Regions from separate parts of the Homo sapiens genome. Here region 2 is linked to region 1. The links are chromatin loops, found by intact Hi-C in ENCODE. Cell type or tissue: PC-3. All regions are shown on one strand. Each heading gives the region's core, and the rest is flanking DNA. Links, peaks and the distances in the headings are about the cores only.

Region 1 (11,040 bases), core at 912-8,911:
TCTAGCCAGACCAATCCCTCTCACTGGTCAGATAAGAAAACTGAAACCAAAGAAGCAGTTTGTTCAAGGTCAAACAACCTACTTCTAGCATTCTTAACCTAGGCTCAAAGAAGGTTAGAACTCAAATGCAACTCTTAAAGTTTATGTAATATGGTAACTAAATTGGATAGTCCCTCAAAACATAAATTGTCTTTAAGTGACAAGATCAACAAAACTTTGAGGATGAAGGAGCAGAGGAGTAAACAGAGAAGGAAAGAGAGAAGGAAGCTAGGTACAGTCAGATTTCCTGCTTGGGTCAATTTAAATTTGCTGAAAATAATTTTTCAGAATAACGGTAACTAGGACTCATCCTTGTCAGAAAGTTAGAGATATCCCGTGGTTTGTTCATCCCATAACAAACTTCAATTAATCTTTCATTTAGCAAACAGGGTGGTCTTGGACATCTCATACAACCTGTGGTGAGGAATTTTGCATGGGATAACTGGAATGTTTATAAGAACTTTGACCAGCATTAAGGTCTTGAAATGTAGTCTAAACATGAAGAACAAAGATCTCACACTGGGATGGAAAACCAGTGATTTGAAGTCAGGGGGCTAGTGTTCTCGTCCCTGGTTTGGCAGTTTATTTAAAACATTAGGCAAGTAACCCACTCACACATCCCCTCTCTAGTGGCCAGTAATTCCATCTGTAAAATGGTGGAGTTCACCTTGGAGAACCTTAAGAACATCCTCTTGTTTTTATGCCTCTGTCTACAGGATTATCTCTGCCTGGAATATCACTCTTTTTTCCTTCTTTGAAGTCATCTTCCATGATTCTTCAGGCATTGCCTCTTTCAGGAAGGTTTGCTTACCATACATTCTTACCCTACAGCCTGTCCTAGCCCAAATCAGGAGCTCTTCTTCAGGGCCTCACCCCAACTTGCTCTTATTATCTTTATCAAAACACTCTATAAAATATTCCAGACATTTAAAAAATCATTATGATGATAATAATCACCTAATTAATGCCTGCACGCTAAAACAATTCTTGGAGTCCCTTATTTTGGTCACAGAATTTAGAAAAATGTTATCTCGAAATTATCCCTTCACTCAACTATCTCTTCACTATCTTCGAGGAAGCCTAGAACTCATATGGAAATTTCTTGGAGTTCCTAAAATTTGGTAACTAAAGGATATTTCATCCAAACTATAACTTGTCTTTCAGGGATAAAAGCCACAAAAATTATAGGGTGAATTTAGTGGAGCAAAAAACAGATCAGGAGAAAAAAGAGGAACGTCAGGGATAATATTTAATCCATTCTGAAATTACTAGCATCAAACTGCTCCTGGTACACAGTGGACATTAGACATTAAATATGTAGTTTTGAAAGTGAGCTAAACTGTGCTCGTAGTCAAGTTATCTGAAATAATGGGGTTATAATAAAAATCCAGTTTCTCATAAGCCCAAGATAAAGGTCAACCTTTTAAGTATTTCTTTCAATGACTTAAATGGACTTATTTGCAGCAGCTTCATGGCAAAGCCATGATATCACTGGTGACTTCTGTGTCATTTATTTAAGCAATGTTTCAATTGTGCTGTCCCCAAACTGTAGCCAAAACAAGCTGTCCAATTCCCTGAGGCAATGGCCAAGGCTTGGAAACCATGAGTATACACATGCCTAATTCTCAAGGGGAAAAAGCATGCTTAAACCTTTAAAGTACTTACTTGTATTCAGGTCTTCAAAGTTGTTGTTTGGCTTTATAGTAAACAGGATAAAACTGTCTGGAGAAATGTGAACATTTAGAGAAGGAGATATGCGTGTATATGCTTTAATGAAGGTGGCAACTTTATTCTTTGAAGTATCCAGAGAATTATGAAAGAAGACTTAGATAATCACAAGGCAACTTCTCCAGAAATGAGTGCTCATCAGTGAAAACCATAGTGTACCTCTGTGTATGGTTCCTTGATCCTGGTGGGAGAAACTGCGATTCATTATGACTGTGTAAACACTGGTGCAGAGGAAGGAGACTTGATCTAGGGATTGGAGTTGTCAAATGTTCCAGTGACCTTCTGTGTGACCTTCAGCAAGTTGTTTTTACTCTCTGAACCTCTGTTTCCTTATCTACGATTTTTCTGTAATTCAGTGATTTATATACATTGCCTGGAAGAGGGACCGGCACATGAGAGGTATTTAACAAGCATATGTTTTCATTCCGTGATATGCAGCCTTATCATTTGCAACAACTTCCTAGTCTGCTTATTGCAAGGTATCTGGGATTCCCTAGATAAAGTATGCATTGCCAAGGCTCATGCTTTTATTTTGCTCTATTCTCTCAGGAGTGCTTTCTTCCTATCTTTTCTGCCTAAAGGATTGTAGATAAAATGAAGGGCTGCCAGTGTAATTTGAACCTCAAATAAACAACAGATAAAACTGTAGTATAAGTATGTCCCATATATTGCACAACACGATCTTTTTGTTTGCCTAATCTGGCAAAGATATTGACTTAACACACACTAATCTGTTGACAGGTAGGTGAAATATTTGAACTTCTACGTTGCTTCTCTAATCCTGTCCTCTCTTCCCTTTCTCATGGCGTTTAGTAATCCTTTTCCCTGTGTGCTTAGTAGTACTTTGTCCAGATTTTTACTGTAGTGCTTATATGTTGCTGTGTCTATCTGTCACTTCATCTTCTCTTTCTCTTTCGCTACCTGCCACAATACACAGTGCATCCCTCAAACTTTCAAAGATCCGATCTTTCACCTGTGTTCTGAGTCCCATCCCTTCATATCTTTCTAAATACGCCACACTGGCCTGGTTTTCCTCTTACCTTTACGGCTACTTTATCTCATTCTCTCCACATATACCACTGCCTTCTTCAGAGAATGCAGGTCTTTTCCAGGGCTTCTTTATTCCTGCTTTATTGCTTTCTCTCTCCCTTATTGTTTTCTTTCTCTCCCTTTTTGTACTCTCTTCCTGTCTGTTTATTAGGCAGCTGAACTTTTCAAGATCTCACTCCTCTCTCAGTTACACCCTCATTTGTATTTTCAGCCTAGACTCTTCATTTGCATTTTAGACATGCATATGTGATAGCCTACTTGACATGTCTGCTTGGCTACATTGCATTCATTTCAGGCATAATATACCATAATAATAAAATGATAATATCAACTTAAAATAAAAAATGTTTGAGTGGAAACAGGAAATCAAACAACAAAAGATATTCATTAAAATCTCTTCTGCAGGAGGTGAAGAGGGAAGCATCTTCTGAAATTGAAGAACTTGGATTCTTTAAAAACTAATATGTTGAGAATGGAGAGTACAAGGGAAATGAATGATGTGACTTTTCCATAGTAACAACTCACATTTTCCCCATAACATTAGAAGATTTATTGAAGGAAAATATTGGCCATTTAAGGGTTTATTTGTCTAGAAAAGACAAGTGGTGGGTGTGGGGGTTAAACTCAATGTTCATTATTGATGGGGGCATGTTGTACTGTTTGAAATGCGGTGTTTGTTGAAATTCTCAAAAGCCTTATCAGAACAATCAGTCCATATAAAGCCCCAACACCAACTGTAAAACCATGAGAGATTTTATTGTATTTAATATTTCTGAGCTGGCCAAAACCAGCTTTTATTCAAGATGGTTTTATGCTTCCACATTTGGACTGCACTAGTCTGTGAAAACAAACTAAGGAGAAAGTTAAAAAAAAAAACCAACTCTTAATCTTATGGCTCCTTTTAAAGAGAACAGCTAGATTTGGGGAGAGAAATGGATCAAGGTGGAGAACAAGACTTAATCACTTATTTAGCAAATACGTCATGCACTGAGCTTAATTTCATAATTATCTCACTTAATCCTCACTAGGATCCTGAACTATAAGTATGACCCTTCTCATTTTGTAGATAAAGAAGCCAAATTTTAGAAAAGTTATACTCATGACGGCAACATAATTTTCAAGGACCTTGTTAAAAAATTATTGAGCATTTCGAGGTACCAGTAGCAGAACATAAAATCAGGCATGAGGCCCTTCTAAGCATAGGGCTTTATGTGACTTCACAGGTCACATGCCCATGAAGCCGGCCCTTGTCAGTCAACTCACTCCATGGCACAGAGTGAATAAATGGGAGAATCCAAGATTAATATTCACCCATTTACATTTACGCTATGATTCATGCTCCTCTAAAACTCTCAAGTCAATTCAGTCTTTCCCTTCTTTCGTTTATTCCCCATTTAGCTGTTAGACTTCTCTTGTACTATTTTACAAAAGGCTTTTTGAATGTATTGGTCTTTATTTTTTCACATATAAAGGCTTAGAAGTGAGGGCTGGGCACTGATCACTGTATTGGGTGATATCCCAATGTCCCATTTCCATCCTGCTCATTTCTTTCTCAAAGTGTGTTTATATGTCAGCCAGCTCTTCTTGTGTTTTGGGCATATATCAGAGATTATCTTCAAGAATTAACATCCACAGAAGCTCAGCTTCTGAAAGTAGCCTCCTAGATGTTTATAGCCCATAAAATGCTTATAGGATGTCAGTCACACTCTGGCACCACGCATCTTTGAAACAGAAATAATCCTAGCGACCACTGAATCCTTCAATCTCATTTTCGTTTTAAGGTTGTTGTTTTGTTACTCTAATTTCTGTTATGATCGGTATACTGAGGCCCAGAAGAATCAATAAGTCGCCCAAGGTCATAGAGTACATTAATGACAAATCTGGGACTAAACAAGTATCTTAAGCCCAAACATGAGATTATTTTTTTTTAAAAAAATGAGCAGTTGCTATCTAGTTAATCTCTTCCTTGGTTCACTAAACAGATTCGTCAAGAGTTAGATATGAGTCAGGCGCAGTGGCTCACGCCTGTAATCCCAGCACTTTGGGAGGCCGAGGCGGGCAGATCACGAGGTCAAGAGATTGAGACAATCCTGGCCAACATGGTGAAACCCTGTCTCTACTAAAAATACAAAAATTAGCTGGGTGTGGTGGCGCGTGGCTGTAGTCCCATCTACTCGGGAGGCTGAGGTGGGAGAATCACTTGAACCCAGGAAGCGGAGGTTGCAGTGAGCCAAGATGGTGCCTCCACACTGAAGCCTGGTGACAGAGCAAGACTCCGTCTCAACAACAACAAAAAGGAGTTATATATGTTCTCAGGTTAACAGCTGAATAAATAACAAAGAATGTCATTGTGCCTAGCAGCTAAGACTGTGGGAAGACTGAGTCTCCCGTTCTATGCCTCACCCTGCAGTATAGGAAGATGCCACCTGGGTCAGCTGGGTCATCTTGGATAAAGTGGTTACCCCTTAAAGACTAATGTGCCACTTGCATGGTTAAAATCTTGGCTCAAGTGGCTTATTGGATTATACAGCTTTCTCATGACAGTCGCACGTCTCTGAAATTCTCATGAACTGCTGTTTGGAAAGACTACAGTTGCTGAAAATAAACAGGAACCAAAAAATGCAAGCTGTCCTCTGTTCCCGGGAAAACCTAACTGTGCAAACAGCTTCCTACCCATGAGGGACAGTACAGAGCCAGGTATAGGATGACTCACTGGATTTATGAATCTTCTGTCTGTTGAGTAAGCAAGCACTGAGGATGTTTACGATATATTTTAGTGTTCTTTGAAGGTGTTACACTAAATGGGGAAATGCCCTCACCCTTAATGGCCTTAATAATGCTACCATAATATCCTGACTACATTCTCATAAGCAATCTTTTCTTTCTTTTTTTGTTTTTGAAGTCATCCAGGCTGGAGTGCCGTGGCGCGATCTCGGCTCACTGCAACCTTCACCTCCCGGTGCAAGCAATTCTTCAGCCTCAACCTCTCAGTAGCTGGAATTACAGGCATACACCACTATGCCCTGCTAACTTTTGTATTTTTAGTAGAGACAGGGTTTCACCATGTTGGCCAGGCTGGTCTCGGACTCCTAGCCTCAAGTGATCCACCTGCCTCAGCCTCCCAAAGTGTTGGGATTACAGGCATGGGCCATCACTCCTGGCTGCCATAAGGAACCTTTATATTAGTGAGTAATAGCAGCCACACAGTAAGTTCATGTTGAGTGTCTTGTCAAATGCTGACTAGCACTATGAATATAAAAACTGATCACTTGATTGTATCCAGCAGTCCATAACTTATAGAATAAAATAATTTACAGAGGCATCTAATTCAGGCCAAGCCTCTTGGCAAACTTAATTCATGCTATGAATATTTATTGATTTAACATTATGACAGTCTCTGTGCTAGAACTCAGGTAGGCTGTCCAAGACAACTTAGAGCTCATGGCTTAACTATTCCAAGCACATGAGTTTACTAACAATTTCCATTGCATCCAGGAAGCCTTCTTTTCTTATCTGAATTCCCATTAATCTATACCATTCACTAGACCCTTGAATTCCAGGCTGGGTTGGAAAATCATCCAGCCCAGTATATCACAAAGTGAGGAATGTGCACTATTAGTGGTGTGCAAGACAGTTTGGCAGTTTAAACTGGTAAACTTTAAAAAAAATTTATAAATAATTAAACACTAACCCTCACAGTGTGATGACAATTGTGATGGAGGTGTGCCCAACATGGAAGCCTGTTTTGCTTACTGCATAATGCTGAAGATGCTAGTGATGAGTTTTTCACCTGTATTTATAAAAAACTTCTCAAATCCAGAGTCTGTGTGATGAGTGGTCATAAGAATCAACTCTGATTTCTAAGACTTCCTCCATGTCTCAATATCCTGTTTTTCCTTCTCTTCTTTGGGTGTCTGAGATTTCAGGTGTAAGGAGAGTCTTCTTGGTGGGGATAATGTCTAAACAGATACAATATTTATAATCTGATAAATCTCAAAGGTGTGTCTCTACCTAGGACCATCTCAAGCTTGAGAGGCTTATATCAGATTGCCTGTTCAATGTCCCTACTTAGATACCTAGTACATATCTTTGTGCAGCCTGATCCCTGTTGGGCACCGTTTGATGATGAAGTGGAGACTAAAATCCAGACACATCTACTTGGAGGAAGGAGTGCTTTTTTTTTTCTTTTTCCTTTTTTTTTCTCTTTTTTTGCAAAAAGACAACTTTCACAAGTCAAGTGATGGGTTCTTGGGGCTTCCTCTACCTAGAGGTTCTTCCTAATTCTGTACAGAAATCAGGTCTTTCTCTAACTTGAACAAATATATCCTCTAAGTTAGTAGTAATTTTGCCCTTAAGCAAAAACTATCATGGTATCTATGGGAAAATGAAAAAAATTTAAGATGCCTGAAGAAGCTAGAAGTGAATAATAAGACTACTTTCTTGATAACTTCTACATATTTTTATATTTTTCATATTTAACCTTAAGTTGAGGTATTTTGAAGGGAGTGATCTTACTTTACTCTTCACATATAGCAAACTGAAGAAATTTTGCTGAGTGAATGGATAGACATGGTCCTAGAAAACATATTAGAAGTGGGCAAATCACAGTAACAAATCACCGTGTGTGTGTGTGTGTCTACTTAGCTATACATTGATACAAACAATTATTAAAACAAAGTAGATTGAGCCGTGAGAGGGCTTATTTTTCAGATGCTATTTGAAAACACTCGTTAAGCCATACTGGAAGGCTTCAAGGAGCTCACTGTTAAGACAAAAGTGAATAAACAGAGGAGGTAACAAATTATACTTAGAGCTAAGTTAGAATGAATTCATTCTTGCTATGGAATAACAGAGGAGGAGCTTTAGCCAGGCTGGATAATTTTTTAAATCTTCTTCAACACTTAGAATAATTTTAGAAGAGTGAATAGGAGTGACTTTATCAGCAGTACAGAGGATGAAATGTCTAAAATAATACTTGTGTGAGTGAAATGTCTAAAATGCTGGGGAAGGATGATTTTCTTGACTAGAGGCATCTGCTGTTATCTGGTGGCCCAGAGCTTAGGTTTCAAAAAGGTACAGAAAGGGTTGTGGGAAATAAATTCTGGGGCCCACGTAAATTTGAAGATCAGATTGGAGATGCCTCATAATCTGAAATTCCTAAGATGCAACACATCAGTGGGTGAACTAGAGAAAACCATGTTTTTCAGAGGCATGTGATGGAGTTATTGGCCTTGGTTCTGAGAGGAAGAAAAAAGAAAATTCCCTTAAAACTTCCCAATCATAAGCCCACTCTCACTCAGGTTTAGAGCTGTAATTCAGACAACCTTTGTGGCACAAAACATGTTAATCTAGACTTTAAAGTTCTGGATTGGTAATGCCTCTAGACAAATTTCCGTGAGGAATACACTCTCAACATAGGTTTTAAATATTTCTGACAAATATGGACAAGTGAATTGGAACTCAAAATAAAAAATCACAAAGCACATAAAAATTAGTGGTATTATAAATAAAACCCAGGAGAAACATCAAACAGTATAGTCATATGCAAAAGACTACTTGTACGAATATACAATGTAAAACACTTTTATATTCATTATGTTCTTAAAAAGAAACAAAAAAATCAATAAGAAGCAAGAACTTGTTAAAAATGGGTCAGGTAAATTAGGTAAAAGATCAGAAATTATAGGAATAAAAATATGATAATTGAAATTAGAATTACATTGGATATATTAAACATCAATTAAAGCTAGAGAGAAAAATCAAGAATTGACAGGGCAATGTAAAGAGATTAAACAGAGAACAATGCTAAAGTATAATAAGATAGAAAATACAGGCCAGGCGCCGTGGCTCACGCCTGTAATCCCAGCATTTTGGGAGGCCGACGCTGGCGGATCACAAGGTCAGGAGATTGAGACCATCCTGGTTAACACGGTGAAACCCTGTCTCTACTAAAAATACAAAAAATTAGCTGGGCGTGGTGGTGTGCGCCTGTAATCCCAGCTACTCGGGAGGCTGAGGCAGGAGAATGGCATGAACCCGGGAGGCGGAGCTTGCAGTGAGCCGAAATTGTACCACTGCACTCCAGCCTGGGCGAGAGTGCGAGACTCTGTCTCAAAAAAAAAAAAAAAAAAAAAAAAAAAAGAAAAGAAAAGCAAAAGGGGAAATGAGGAGATGTGCCATGGAGTTATTTGCATCTCTTGGCAATACATGATAGATTAGTAGGTCTGATACATGCTTAATTACAGTTCTAGACATAAAGAGGCGAACAGATTGTCAAAAGGCATTATGCAAAGCAATAGTAGCAGTTTAGTGAATCCTAAGTAGAAAGACAAAGACACACATAAACTAAATAAATTATAGTAAAACTACAGTGACATAGGAAAACATCAATAGCAAAGAGACATTATTAAAATATGACAGAAGAATAAACCAGCTTAAGTCAAAGGCATGAAAGTTAGACTAGCTGCTAACTTTAATCCACAGAAAGAGGAGAGTGGAACATTTCAAATTATTGGAAAAAATCAAGCTGGAATTGAATATCCAATAATACCAATTTAAAAACAATAGTAAAATCAAGACTTCTTCAGATAAACAACTGAATTCACTACCATTACTAAAGTAATTTAAAAAAATAAAATTTGGGAAGGAAAAAAATAATCCATAAAAGAAGGTCTGGAATGCAACAAGAAATACTGAGAAAAAAATGTTACCCATGTGGATAAGTCTAAACAAACCTTGACTATCTATTTGAAATCTAGAATTAAAATTCTGCAATAAACAGTATATGTCATGTAAGGATAATGAGAATTACTATGTCCTTAGATTCTTGTGTTCAGAAAGAGAAAGTAAATATGGACTAACTTTGGATGAAATGAAGCAGGTACAGTATTTAATTTCAGAGAAACACTGTAATAATAGAAATCTAGTAGGAGACTTCCAAAACAGCACAGAGGAGGGAACAATATGGAGTAAGGAGAAATAAATCCCTAATCAGTGAAATATTTTAAATGGGCAAAACATGAGAAAAAAGGAAAAAGCATGAGAATAGAATGCATAAAATAAAATGACAGAAACAAATCCAACTATATTAATACTCAAAATTAATGGCCATGGACTGGAGTTTTTAGGTTAAAAAAATCGCTAGATTGGATTTTTTTTCCCCAAATGAGCTCTCTGATTTTAAAAAGAGAAACACATAAAACATAAGGCCAAAAAAAGAAGTAAAGAATGAAACAAAATTTTACTAGGCAAACAGTAATAAAACTAGGTTGATATAATGATCATAAATGTAGACTTGGAGGTAGAACTCTTTACCAGAAATAAAGAGGATCACTACATGTTGATTAAATGTTTCTTTTGCCAACAAGAGATAATATTTGTATGCACATATCATTTAGTAAAATACAGAGCACAAATTAAGAAATTTTCAAGGAACAATGGATAAAGCCGCTATCATATTAAAATATTTTTAAAAACATCATCTTCTCACAATTATTAGATTAGCCATTTGTTTAAAGAGTCTCTGAGGATACAGGAAATGTAAATGTCACAATTAACAACCTGGAGCTAATGGATGAGAGAAGTTGTCCCTGGCTGTGTGTGTACTGGTGGTATGAAGCGTGTGTGGATATATCCCACACACCCCAAAACCCACCACAAACCCAAAAACCGTGTTTCATATAACATCTGAAAATGCTAGTTTAAGGCATATTTTAAAATTAGTGAAAATATTATTGAATATTAGAAATATTAGTGAATATTAGTGAAAATCAACCACATACCAGTTCATAAAAGAAGTCTGAAGAATTAGCTTATATAAACCATATTATTTAATCAAAACACACAAAATAAACAAAAATAAAACATAATCAAATATGTTGACAATTTGAAAACATACATCTAAATAACTTAGATTACAAAGAAAAATATTACAGAAATTTTAGTATGCTTACAACTGCATGATTGGAATACAACTTAAACAAAATAGTGGAATCCAATTAAAAGCAGGGCTTAGTGACTAATTCATTGTTTTTTATGCTTTTATTACAAAATAAGAAAGACTTAAATTTAAGAAAAAATTAGAAGAGATTTGCAGGAGGCCATTATCCTTAGCAAACTAACACAGAATCAGAAAACAAATACTGCATGTTCTCCCTTGTAAGTGGGAGCTAAATGATGAGAACACATGGACGCATAGAGGGGAACAACACACACTGGGGCATA
Region 2 (11,040 bases), core at 1,938-9,937, 100 kb before region 1:
TATGATTTGTAGCAAACGTATAATATTTTGGGGCTAAAGCAGTGAAATCATGAATAAATACTTTTTTTTTTTTTTTGAGACAGGGTCTCGCTCTGTCACCCAGGCTGGAGTGCAATGGCGTGATCTCGGCTCACTGTGCCCTCCACCTCCCGTGTTCAAGCGATTCTCCTCATGATAAATACTTTGAATGTAAAGTTCCTTAGGCAGGAGTCTGGAGACCTGGGTCTGGATTATAGAGTGATCTCAGTGTTATCAGACATGTACATCAGTTTACTGTTTTCAAACCCAACTCACTGAGCTTTCTAGTATCAAATGTTCTTTGTTAATTTCACGCATCTCCTTGTGGACCACCATGCCCAGCTAATTTTTGTATATTTTGTAGAGATGGGGTTTCACCATATTGCCCAGGCTGGTCTCAAACTCCTGGGCTCAAGCGACCTGCCCGCCTTGGCCTCCCAAGGATCAGATTATGGAAGGCCTTGCAGGCCACAAGAAAGAGTGCAAGGCCTTCCATGATCTGATCCGTATCTACATCTCAAATTATAAACATGTGTTACAATGAAGAATCATCAGAAAGATCACTCAAATAATCAGGGAGGTAACTTGGAGTTCTGGGCATCTCCTGATGTTGTATCATATTTTTGGTGGTGGTGGGGTTTCTGCATCTTACTTCTTTCCTCGGGAATTAGATGCACTTCCTATTACCCAGTCTAACTTTAACTGCAGCTCTCATTATTGCCTTTTATTGGTTCGACTTTGCTGGATTTGGTACTCCGCACACTTCCTCTCATTAAAAGAAATCCATTTCAACCCCAGTTTCCTCATTAGAACCAATATTTTATGTGGGCAGCATCCCATTCTGTGCATCTTAAGATGAAGAAAAGATAGCGAACAGTGGGCTGGGAGCCAAGAGATCTTGTTCTATTCTCCACTGAGCTATAAATCATTGTCTGGCTACTCCCCTTCTCTGTGCCTGGGTTTCCTTATTTGTAATTTAAGAGGGTTGAACTTGATGAGCTTGTATGTGCTTCTCTTGTTTCCTAACTTGTCTCAATTGGTGTTGTGTTTTCCTCTCTGTAGTTTTTAGGGCTCTCAAGGGTTATGGCTTAGTTCATTGCCTAAGCTTTAGCATTTGCAACAACTCATTGCAGCAGTTCTCCAGTTTTGTTCCTTTGCCCACTCCATTCAGCCATCCAGCCAGCGAGTCATGCACTCACTCATTGATGTTGGAAATATCCTTAGAATTCTGCTAGGTATCAGATACTATGTTGAGTAGTAGGGATTCAATAGTGTATATAATATAGTCTCTGCTTTCAAGGACTTCAAAGTCTGGGAGGAGAGAGATAGACATAGCCAACCTTATGCACAGTGTGTAGTGCACTGACTTCCATGGGGGAGAGAAACTCAGGATGTGGAGGAAATTAACACAGGAGGCATCTATGACAAGAAGTAACCCAGCAAAGATTCCCAGATGAGGCAATTCACAGGCCGAATCTTGAAAGTATAGAAGGAGTGAGCTGCGTGAATGAGCAGGGAGAGGTGCTTGAGTAAGAGAGAGCCTATGACAGTGAACCAAAGGTGAGAAATCTGTAAGAAGTCCAGCTTGACTGGATAACTAAATGGAAGCGTTGGGTGGATAGGCACCAAGGCTGGAGATCTAGGCAAAGAACACATCAAACAGGGCCTTATATATCATGCTAAAGAGTTAGAGTGAGTGACTGAATGAACAGCTGAGGAAGAAAAGGAAGCCCCATGATATGTTAAGTACTGCAGCACTCTACACAATGCAGTGTGAAGTGTGTACCACATTGTTTGGCACCTACAAGACATTATAGCATTGTGGTAATGTGCAGATTCTCTGGGCAAACAACTCTGGATCTGAATCCTATCTCTACCACTTACTAGTCATCTGACCTAGAGAAATTTCTTAACCTCACAAGGGATCATCTTTTCTCATTTACATCAGCGTTACTGGAGGGATTAAATGAGATTACATACATAGAGCTCTTACTGCGGGGTTTGCACTTTTGAAAGATTTAATAAATGTTAACTACTATTAAAATAAATGTCACTGTACCCTCCCCCTCTCTTTCCTGCCTTCCTTCTCTCTCTCCCTCCCTTCCTTCTTTTCTTTTTATTTCCTTCCTTCTTTCTGTCCTTCCTTCTTTCTGTTCATAGACTCCTAGCTTAATAGACAAGGACGAGATTAAAAAATCATGCAGCCCAAGTGCTTGCATTTTTCTAATCTGTATAATGATGCCACCTCATTTATTTGGTTCAAACAGTGTCTGGATATTGGTGCATTTAGCCAGGACTGTTCACTGCAAAATAATTCAGCTGTGTATCAGTGAAGATGGAGGTAGATAGTCAAACCCAGTAGAACTGGTGGCTACAGATGTAACACAAATCTTTCTTTATGCCAGTTCTTTCATCAAGACAGAGGACCAAATTCCACCTTTTTCACATGGATGATTTACCTGACACCTAGATGAGAAGATGAAGACAGTAATTAAAGGCATGACTTGCCCAGTCAGGCCTGAGTGTTTATCTTGACCCTGGCCTTTATTAGCTGTATGATGTAGGCAAGTTATTTAACCTTTTGGAACCTTAATTTATTTATGTACAAAATGAAGATTACATGGTCCACTCGCAGCAACCTAGAGGTAGTGCAAGAAAAATGCATGTCAGAGTGTTTGACGCAGAGTAAGTTTTCAGTATATGGTAGATATAATATTCTTACCAGTTTTGTTAGTGTTATTATTAGTGTGTGTACGAGAGTTAGTAGTTGTGTAAATTTATTATTAGTGTTTAAAGTATTTTATTTTACATTAAGTGCCTTTGTTAGTATTCTTATTATTTGTGTCTATATTATTAAGTAACATGGAAGATAAAAATACTCATAGCTAGAGCATATACATAGGCTGTTGTTCCCTTGGTAAGGACCAAAAACTGGCCAAGCTGAGAGCATCTTTTGAAAAGATGGATCAGGACACAGTTTCATCTTTTCCAGAAGGTCAGTCCTCAGGAAACCAGACTTGAGTTTGCTATTGCTCCAGAGGTCAGCTGGGATGGGTCTGGGGGCCTAGAAACAAGACCAGCAAATATGCTGGCTGGGAGCGAGGGTGGCAGCAGGTGGATGATGCCAATCCTGGTCGACTCAGAGTCACAGCACCTGCCCAAGTCAGGAACTACAATTCTTCATAAAGAACAAAGAAGCTACATTTTACTGGGAGGAAAGAGCCACTGGGCTTGTAAAGGAGAAATGAAGGGCTGGGCTTAGCTCTCTGGGTCAGGAAGGATTTGTCAGAGAACAAAAATGGTAACTTGCGAGACATTAGAGAAAATTATCTCTGAGAGAAAGACAGGCTCGGCCTAACGTGTCTTTCCTTGTGGTTACATTATTTGGTGCTTGCTGGGTGACAAATCATCCATTTTTATCTTTTATGTAACTTTAGTTTTGATGTTAGGAGCTAAGAATAACTAATACCCAAGAGGGTATGACCCTGGAGCAAGGCATGCTGGGAAAGCACATTTCTGGGTGCATGTTGCCTCTGTGCCTAGAGACATGGATTCAAATAAAAGTCACAGCTACTGTCCCACCGGGGGCCATTGCTTTGGAAAGTTTAACTGAGCTTTTGAATACATCTTTGTTTGCCATTCTTATTCAAGGTTATCCAAAGACAAATCTGCTTCAAGAGAGGAGAAAGTAGTAAATTTAAATGGACCTTTCAAACAACGTTCAGTCTAAAAATGGAGAAGCTCAAGATCAAATACGTATTTGAAATCACTGGCTAAGAAACAAAATTAGTGTTTTCAATGGGCATCGTTTCCTTGGTCTTGCTGGCTCAGAAGAGCAAGTGCAAGGGTTGAGAAATTCTGTTCTTGCTCAATTCCATTAATGGTCAGGCAGTTGGGGGAAGAAAGCCAATCACCTCCCATCCTTTTCTGACTATTTTTGTTGTCTAGAGTTATGTCCATAAGAGGTCAACTCGCTGTGGCTGAAAAGAAGGGAGCGTATTGGATATTTAGTTGTGAACTTTTGCATGCATAGGCTGAGATGGGCTAGTCAGAGATTAATCATACCTGTGGGGCCAATTTGTTCCTTTCAACCATCATGGGAGGGAACCATGATTATTAGCGTCTCTACTTTATAGATGGGAAAACAGATTCCCAAGAATTTTGGTGACTCACCCAAGACCATACAATAACCTAGTGACAGAGTCAGAATGTGAACTGGAATCTCCCCAATGCTTGACTATACTACAATTATTGGAGGACCTAATGATCTTTTTTATCTTACCAAAAATCAGAAGAATGTTTAGTGACCAAACTCTGCATCTGGTCTTATTTCTCTTGACCTCTAGACTGAAATGTTCCCAATTTCTCCTCTTTCTGAGCCATATAGCATTGCCAGCTGGTAACTTCTCAGTAGGCTTAGTGAGATCAAATATGTGAGAGTTTTCAAATTGGGGTGTTTCAGCTTCAACGACCATCATGTGCATCCCTGGAATCCCAGGACACTGGGGCATAGACAAAGCTTAACCCCATCATATTATTTGACATAAGGGGAAACAGATTCAGAGAGAAAGAAGGAGTTGCTCATAGTCACACAACTGCTGTGACATTGCATGTCCATCGGTGTTTTCCAAGAACTGATGAAATAGATGTTCAAGGAAGCTCAAAGAGAAGAGATAAGGAGGAAAAACATTCATTATTAACAATCTCTGTCACTTCCTTGCTGTGCAATCTCTGATAGGTCTCTTAAACTTTTTAATTCTCAGCTACCTCCTGTGTTAAATAGTAATCATATTGGAAAATACCCCAAAGGTATATGAGGATTAATTGATTCTGTGTATGTAAGTCTCCAAGCACAGGGCCTGACCTTAGTAGAAATCAATGCATAGGAGCTATAATAAGGTCTTATCAGGTCAGAAGCACAGAGAGAAGGAGTGGGTTTGTGAGCTTGAGCGGGACATTGCTAGAGGGAGCTGAGAGAGTGATCTGAGGGGATGTCTGTGAGTTCCCACAGAGCAGTTCAGTTTGGGAAAACAGAGGGGTGAAGATAACAGGAAAAAAAAGGGCATGTCCTTTGGTAAATTGCTTATTGTTGCCCAGATATCACTGTGGTAACAAGGAAAGCCCCTGAAATCAGTTTGTCCACAGCTCAAGATATAACTCCCCAGGGTTTTCAGTGGCAAGTTAAGGGGTTCCAAGGAGGAGCCAGGAATGAGGCAGTCACAGATGGGAACATTTATTTCTTTGAGAGTCTTCCGTTTAAGATGTTCTCAGAGTTTTGGATGAGCTAAAGGGCTCTTCAGGCTAGAACTTGGTCTTGGAGGGCAGCTTCCCTTCCACCTGGCCATGTTTATCTTACTTCCATTAGAAGGCAAGATGCCAACTTTCCTATTCAATGAAGTGTTTAGATTCCATGAGGTTTGTAAATAGCCTCTGGGAACTCCTTTCTGAAACTTCCCATAGGACTTCTAAACTCTCCTTAATCAGAGCAGATTGCAAGAGCAAATGCTTCTTATTATGGGTTTTAAAAAGGTGAGTAGACCATAGATAAAAATCATAGTAAAAGTGGGAATTTGAGGAAGGTCTGTTTGCTCAGGAAAATTTTCTAAATTTCAAGGTTATAAATGAAACTGTAGATGATCACTCAGGCAGGATGTGGTTTAGTTTCTTCATGACCATGATAATGTTTTTCACATAAAAAGATAAGTAGTACTCATAGAATGATGTAGAGAAAATCATTTTGTTTGAAAGAATAAATTGTTCAAGCATTTGTAGGCAGTCATTCAGTTTTAAGTAGCTACAGACAACCCTTATCTGTTCAGTTACAGACAATCCTTATCTGTTCATGGCAAGTAGCCACATACTTTTCACCAATATCCTTTTCTGTAGCTCCCCAGTGAAGAGTTGACATTAAAGTTCCAGGGTGGAGTTGGAGTAATTTTGTTTTCCTCCAGGGGACACAAGTGCAGAGAATGGATAAAACACAAACACTAACAGAGAATAGATAAAGCTTCACTCTTTAATGCCACCTCCTGGAGCCCATATGAAACCCAAGAGTGAAGAAAGCAAAGGGTTCTTAGGCATAATAGGGCATTAAGGATAACCATCTCTTATTTCTTTTCATTCCAGACAGGGTTTGGCCTGGCAGTTCAACCTGATTGCATGAAGGGTTGTGGTAGGCAGAGATGTCTGATTGCCTTTGAATTCTTTGTTTTCTAACCAGAGGGGAGATAGTTCTTTCAACAGAAAGTCCCAGCAAGTGCAACAACAACCGCGGCCTGGTGTGCCTCTACTTGCCTTGGCTGCCTCAGAAAGAGCCCTGAACACTCCTCCTAGGGCCTGTCTATGAAACCAACTGGATGTAGTCTTATTATTTATCAGAAGTTGCCAAGCAAGCAGTGGTAGACAGCAGGCTTTCAGGGAATTATCCCAGGGATTCCTTACCAGTCTTCAACCAGATATCACACCAGAGCAATACATATTCCCCATGCAAGAAGCAGAGTAAGCAATCCATACCCTTAGATACATAACACTGATTAGTGCCTCTGTTGTTAAAGTTATTTCCCTTTGTATAAGATGTATTCAATGTTTCAATGTTTACAGTGAATTTAAGAGGTAGATATAATAGTTATGGTGAAAACCCTCATTTTGCAGAAGAGAAAACAGAACATTGCCTATGCAAAATGAATCTACCAAGGTCCGCAGCTATTAAGTGCAAAGTACAGGATTTAAACCTGTTTTGAAAAAATTGACAAAGTCTCAGGGCCTTGTCCTGGGTCCATTCATTCCATTCAGTCACATATATTCTAACTCATTCATTCATTCCTTTAGCAAGGATGAATAGAGCACCTGCTACGTTACAAGCCCTACTCTAGGTACTCAGGTTACGTCACAGAACAAGAAAGACACAAACATTTGCCTCTGCAGTAAGATATAGAATAAAATATGTATAATGTCTCCCTTTCCATTGTCAGCCATCACCTTGCGCAGCACGGCTTTCTACTTAAAGAGTGTTTATTGTGTAGGCGAAGTGGGCACAGACAACGGACGATAATCACAATACCAGTTTAAATACTAGATAAAAGGTGCTAAGTGATCTGGAAGAAAGAGAGGAGGGCAAAGGAGATCAGAAGTGTTAGGTAGAAGGACAATTACAGTTTTAAGTAGGATGACTATGGTAGTCCTCATTGAAAAGGTAAATTTGAGTTTGAATAAGCTCCAGAGAGGAATCTGGGAAAGAGCTTTCCAGGCAGAGGACAAAGCAAGAGAAGAGATTCTAAGGTGCCAGGCATGGCTAGAGCCTTGCCTGTGAGTGACGGGAGAGTAGTGGAAGCTGAGGTTTGCAAGATAATGGGGCCAAATCATGGGGGCCCATACAGGTCATTGTGATGACTTAGGCTTTTACTCTGTAAAAACTGTAAAGTCACTGCTGAGTTTTGAGCACTGAAGTGGCATAATCAAATTATATTTTTTCAATGATTCCATTGGCTGCTGGGTTAATATTAGTTTGAAGGGGGCCAGGGTAGAAGCAAAAAATTCAAAGAAGGCATACAACAGAGACAGTAAAATATGTGCATGAAAGCCTTCCAGTTTGTCCTGGGTATTTATGAAGACACCTCACATTCTCTTTTTGCAGTGAAGTGAGCATGATATGACTCGGTTTTGCCTAGAAGCGACATCACCATTTCCAGGCCTGGCCCTAAAACCTGACATGTGTTCTAAACTCTGCTCCTTCTGCAGCAACCATTGAGACCCTGTGTTGTGGATGAAAGCATTGTAGGGTGGAAGGAGCTGAGGTCCTCAATGACAGCGTGGAGCACAACCACCCCTTCCCATGCCAACCACACTGGGCTGTGACTTGAGTAGTTTTGGAAACTATAAAAAAGAACATTTTGTAAAAATTCCTTGTCCCTCTCTATTTCTTTCAACCTTGTTGCCAGAGATTGTTGAGATTAACTTCCTGTTTTTATTTTTCAAAGCAAGAAGAGCAGGGCACGGGTCAAATGCACCTCTTCTCCACATCTCCCCAACAGCTGCTTAAAATCATGCCTCTGTCCTATCACACTTTTCAACATCACAGCCTGCCTCGGGGACCTAAGACACTTATTATGGAGAATCTCTAAGTCACTCTGTGCCGAATGTGGAAAAAGAAAACACTATAACCACAACAATCATTAAAATTAAAATAAATTTGTTTTCCCTTTCTTCCTAAAAATATATCAAATTATTGGCAAGGTTTCCTTGAACATTTCAGCATGTTTACTATTTGTTTGAATTCTTTTCTAAGCAGATTGTCATTCACTATACCAGTTGTTGAAAATTATTTAAACTCCCCACACCACCAAATATATATATAGAGAAAGACAAATAGAGAGATAGATATAGATATTCTTTTACCTTCCTTCAATTTGATGTTTTATCAGATACCTATGTTTAGAAAATTTCAAAGGTAGAAACCCAATTAGCCTTAATGATAGACAGGAAGTAAACTTTTCCCAAAGAAATTACCATAATTCTCCCTAAACAGCCTCTTGGACATAGAAAAGGGGAAATGAGGATTAATATGCTTACTACGTGCTGGGACTACACTGGGAACATTATTTAGAATATTTCATAAATATCTTCAGCATTACTCTTAGCCAGCTTGTGGTTAAGATGGAAGGAGCCAGTGCTAGTATTATCTTCTCTGACAAATGATAAGCAGGCACAAAGAGGTGACATGACTGTCACCATCCCACACTGCCAGGAAGAGCATATCTGGATGTGTGGGGCACATCACTGCAGATGCTATTACTTTCTTTTCCTGGAACAGTCAGAGGTAGAGAAACACTGCAAAACTGATACAGAACAACTGGGGGATGCATAGCAGCACAGCAGTTTAGGAAACCACCATTGGATTTGGCCAGGACTGGGTGTGGATCTTGGTTTTGTCCCTTTCTGGATGTGGTCTTTGACAATGTTGCTCAGTCTTTCCGTGTGTCCTTAAACATCAGTAATGGCTATAGTATATTTAACATGGTCTCTGGCGTATTATGAGTACTCAAATTGTAGCCACTGTGTTTATTCTAGTACCACTAAAATGTCTCCTGATTTTGAAAGGAGCATCCCCAGAGCATTGTGTGGCTCATTTACAGATTTGTAAAATGTAACATTTACCTACACCCTCAATATCTGCTGAACACTTTCAATAGGCAGTGACCATGGGTCCTCCTTGAAGGTCATAACTAGTTAAGTCAGGAGGATTCTTCAGGGGTTTAGGAGAGAATGAGAGAGCTGACTCCCGGAAGTGGGAAGGGAATCACCCTGACTATTTCCTGTCTTTGCTGCTTTCCTTTCTCATAAGGGAGGGCTCTGGGAATGGGAGGCAGCAGCATCCTTGTCCATACTACACATCCTTTGTTCCCTCCCACCATGGGCAAGGAGGGATGGATTGTAGCATAGCCATGTGAGAACCATGGAGCAAAGGTGGAAGGCTAGAGGGCAGCAGGGAATCTAATTAGCACTAGTCAATTATCTGTTCTATGCAACCTGATGAGTTTGCTGTCAGAGGGAATGCAAAAACAACAACAAAGAATTTGTTTTTCATCTTCATCTCTATGAGCTCCTGTGGTGCAACTGTCAGAAAGCACTTGCCCCAAATATTTTATTTATTGTCAACTTTTGCAGAGAATGGAGTAATTCCCATGGGATCTGCTAGGTAGGTTAATGGACTGAGAAGATTAATAAATTATAGACATGGTACTTTGTGCAATGTACTAATGTGTATTGAACATTATTTCATTAGATCATTACAAAAGATTGCCATCTGATGATGTTTTCTGTTGCTATAACAGAATACCTAAGACTGGGTAAGTTATAAAGAAAATAAGTTTATTTCTTCCAGTTCTGGAGGCTGGGAAGTGGAAGAGCATTGTGCCAGCACCTGGTGAGGGCCTTCTTGCCGTGTTACACATGATGGTAGGTGAAAGCTCAGTAAGAGAGGAAGTATGAGGGGCAGAACTAGCTTTATAAAACCCACTCTGAGGATAACTAGCCCACTCCTGGCATAAAGGCTTTAATCCATTCATGAAGGTGGAGTCCCCATGACCTAATCACTTCTTAAAGACCACACCTCTTAATACTGATACAATGGCACTTACATTTCAACATGAGTTTCGGAGGGGACAAACACTCAAACTACAGCAGTAGCTATCCCCTTTTTAGAGATAAGAAAAATGCATTTAGCAAAGTTACATAGCCAGAAAGTGTCAGAGTCAGAAATCTACCCAGGATTGTCTACTCTAGCCTCTTAAGCACCCATATCTCTCTATTACATCTCCACATTTAAAACAAAAGCCATGGCATATGATTCTACACTGTTGAGGGGACTTTAGGGTGCTTGCTGTTTGAGCCCCTGAGACAGGCCTCACATCCAGTGGAGCTGGTGTCTGGCCTCAGACTGCAAGAGGAGAAAGTGCACATCTGTTAGTCTTTAACATGCATCATTGAAATTCTTGCAAGGAGTCTGGATGGAGCTGGTGTTCTTCCCTGTGCGTGACCTTAGGCCAGCCAGTGGCCAGCAAGAGAGAAACACACCAAGGTTCCCAGGGAGGCTCTGAACAACTCTTTCCCGGAATTGCTTTTCCTGCCCAACCTAGTGTGAAAGGAATGTGGTGAGTGGTACATCCAGGGAGATGGCCTACACGGATACCTTCTTTGTGTCTCTTATTATCTTTAGGTTTTTACTGATGCCCTGCACAGAGAGAGGTCTGTAAAGTGGCAAGCAGGAGTCTGCTACAATGGAGGAAAGGATTTTGCTGTATCTCTTGCCAGGCCCAAGGCTGCAGAGGGAATTGGTAATATACTTCATTTAATAATAGTGTTTTAAGGGACATTATCATTTCATCCTATGTGGTAGATGTGATCATCTTCATCTCACAGATGAAAAGAGACAAACCTGGGATTCAGAGGTACTTGCCTATGAGTTTCTTACAGATTTCCTCTTACAATCCAGAACTGCTGATTCCTGGGTCAGTGTCCTTTCCA

Evidence for each region. Hi-C counts contacts between places; a loop is a spot of excess contacts. Peaks named below come from ENCODE experiments on the same cell type or tissue, not always from the same donor. Only the 100,000 strongest peaks of a DNase experiment are listed, where the experiment ranks them.
Region 2: a loop joins it to region 1, with 4 times the contacts of the local background. A loop is called at or near these places in 2 of 110 quality-filtered maps.

The regions. Positions count from the first base shown.
Region 1 is chr9:115,493,009-115,504,048 of GRCh38, forward strand. No RefSeq gene overlaps it. Among named protein-coding and RNA genes, the nearest start is that of DELEC1, 360 kb to the left of the region's middle. In PC-3, for the core only: no CTCF peak of the experiment used is centred there; DNase peaks (open chromatin) are centred at 2,483 and 5,493; H3K4me3 peaks cover 343 bases; H3K27ac peaks cover 2,630 bases.
Region 2 is chr9:115,390,461-115,401,500 of GRCh38, forward strand. DELEC1 (deleted in esophageal cancer 1) reads left to right here. Exons shown (of 8, transcript NR_163556.2): 6 at 9,899-9,972; 7 at 10,733-10,850. Among named protein-coding and RNA genes, the nearest start is that of DELEC1, 250 kb to the left of the region's middle. In PC-3, for the core only: a CTCF peak has its summit at 6,033 (motif pointing left); DNase peaks (open chromatin) are centred at 4,041 and 5,521; H3K27ac peaks cover 3,827 bases.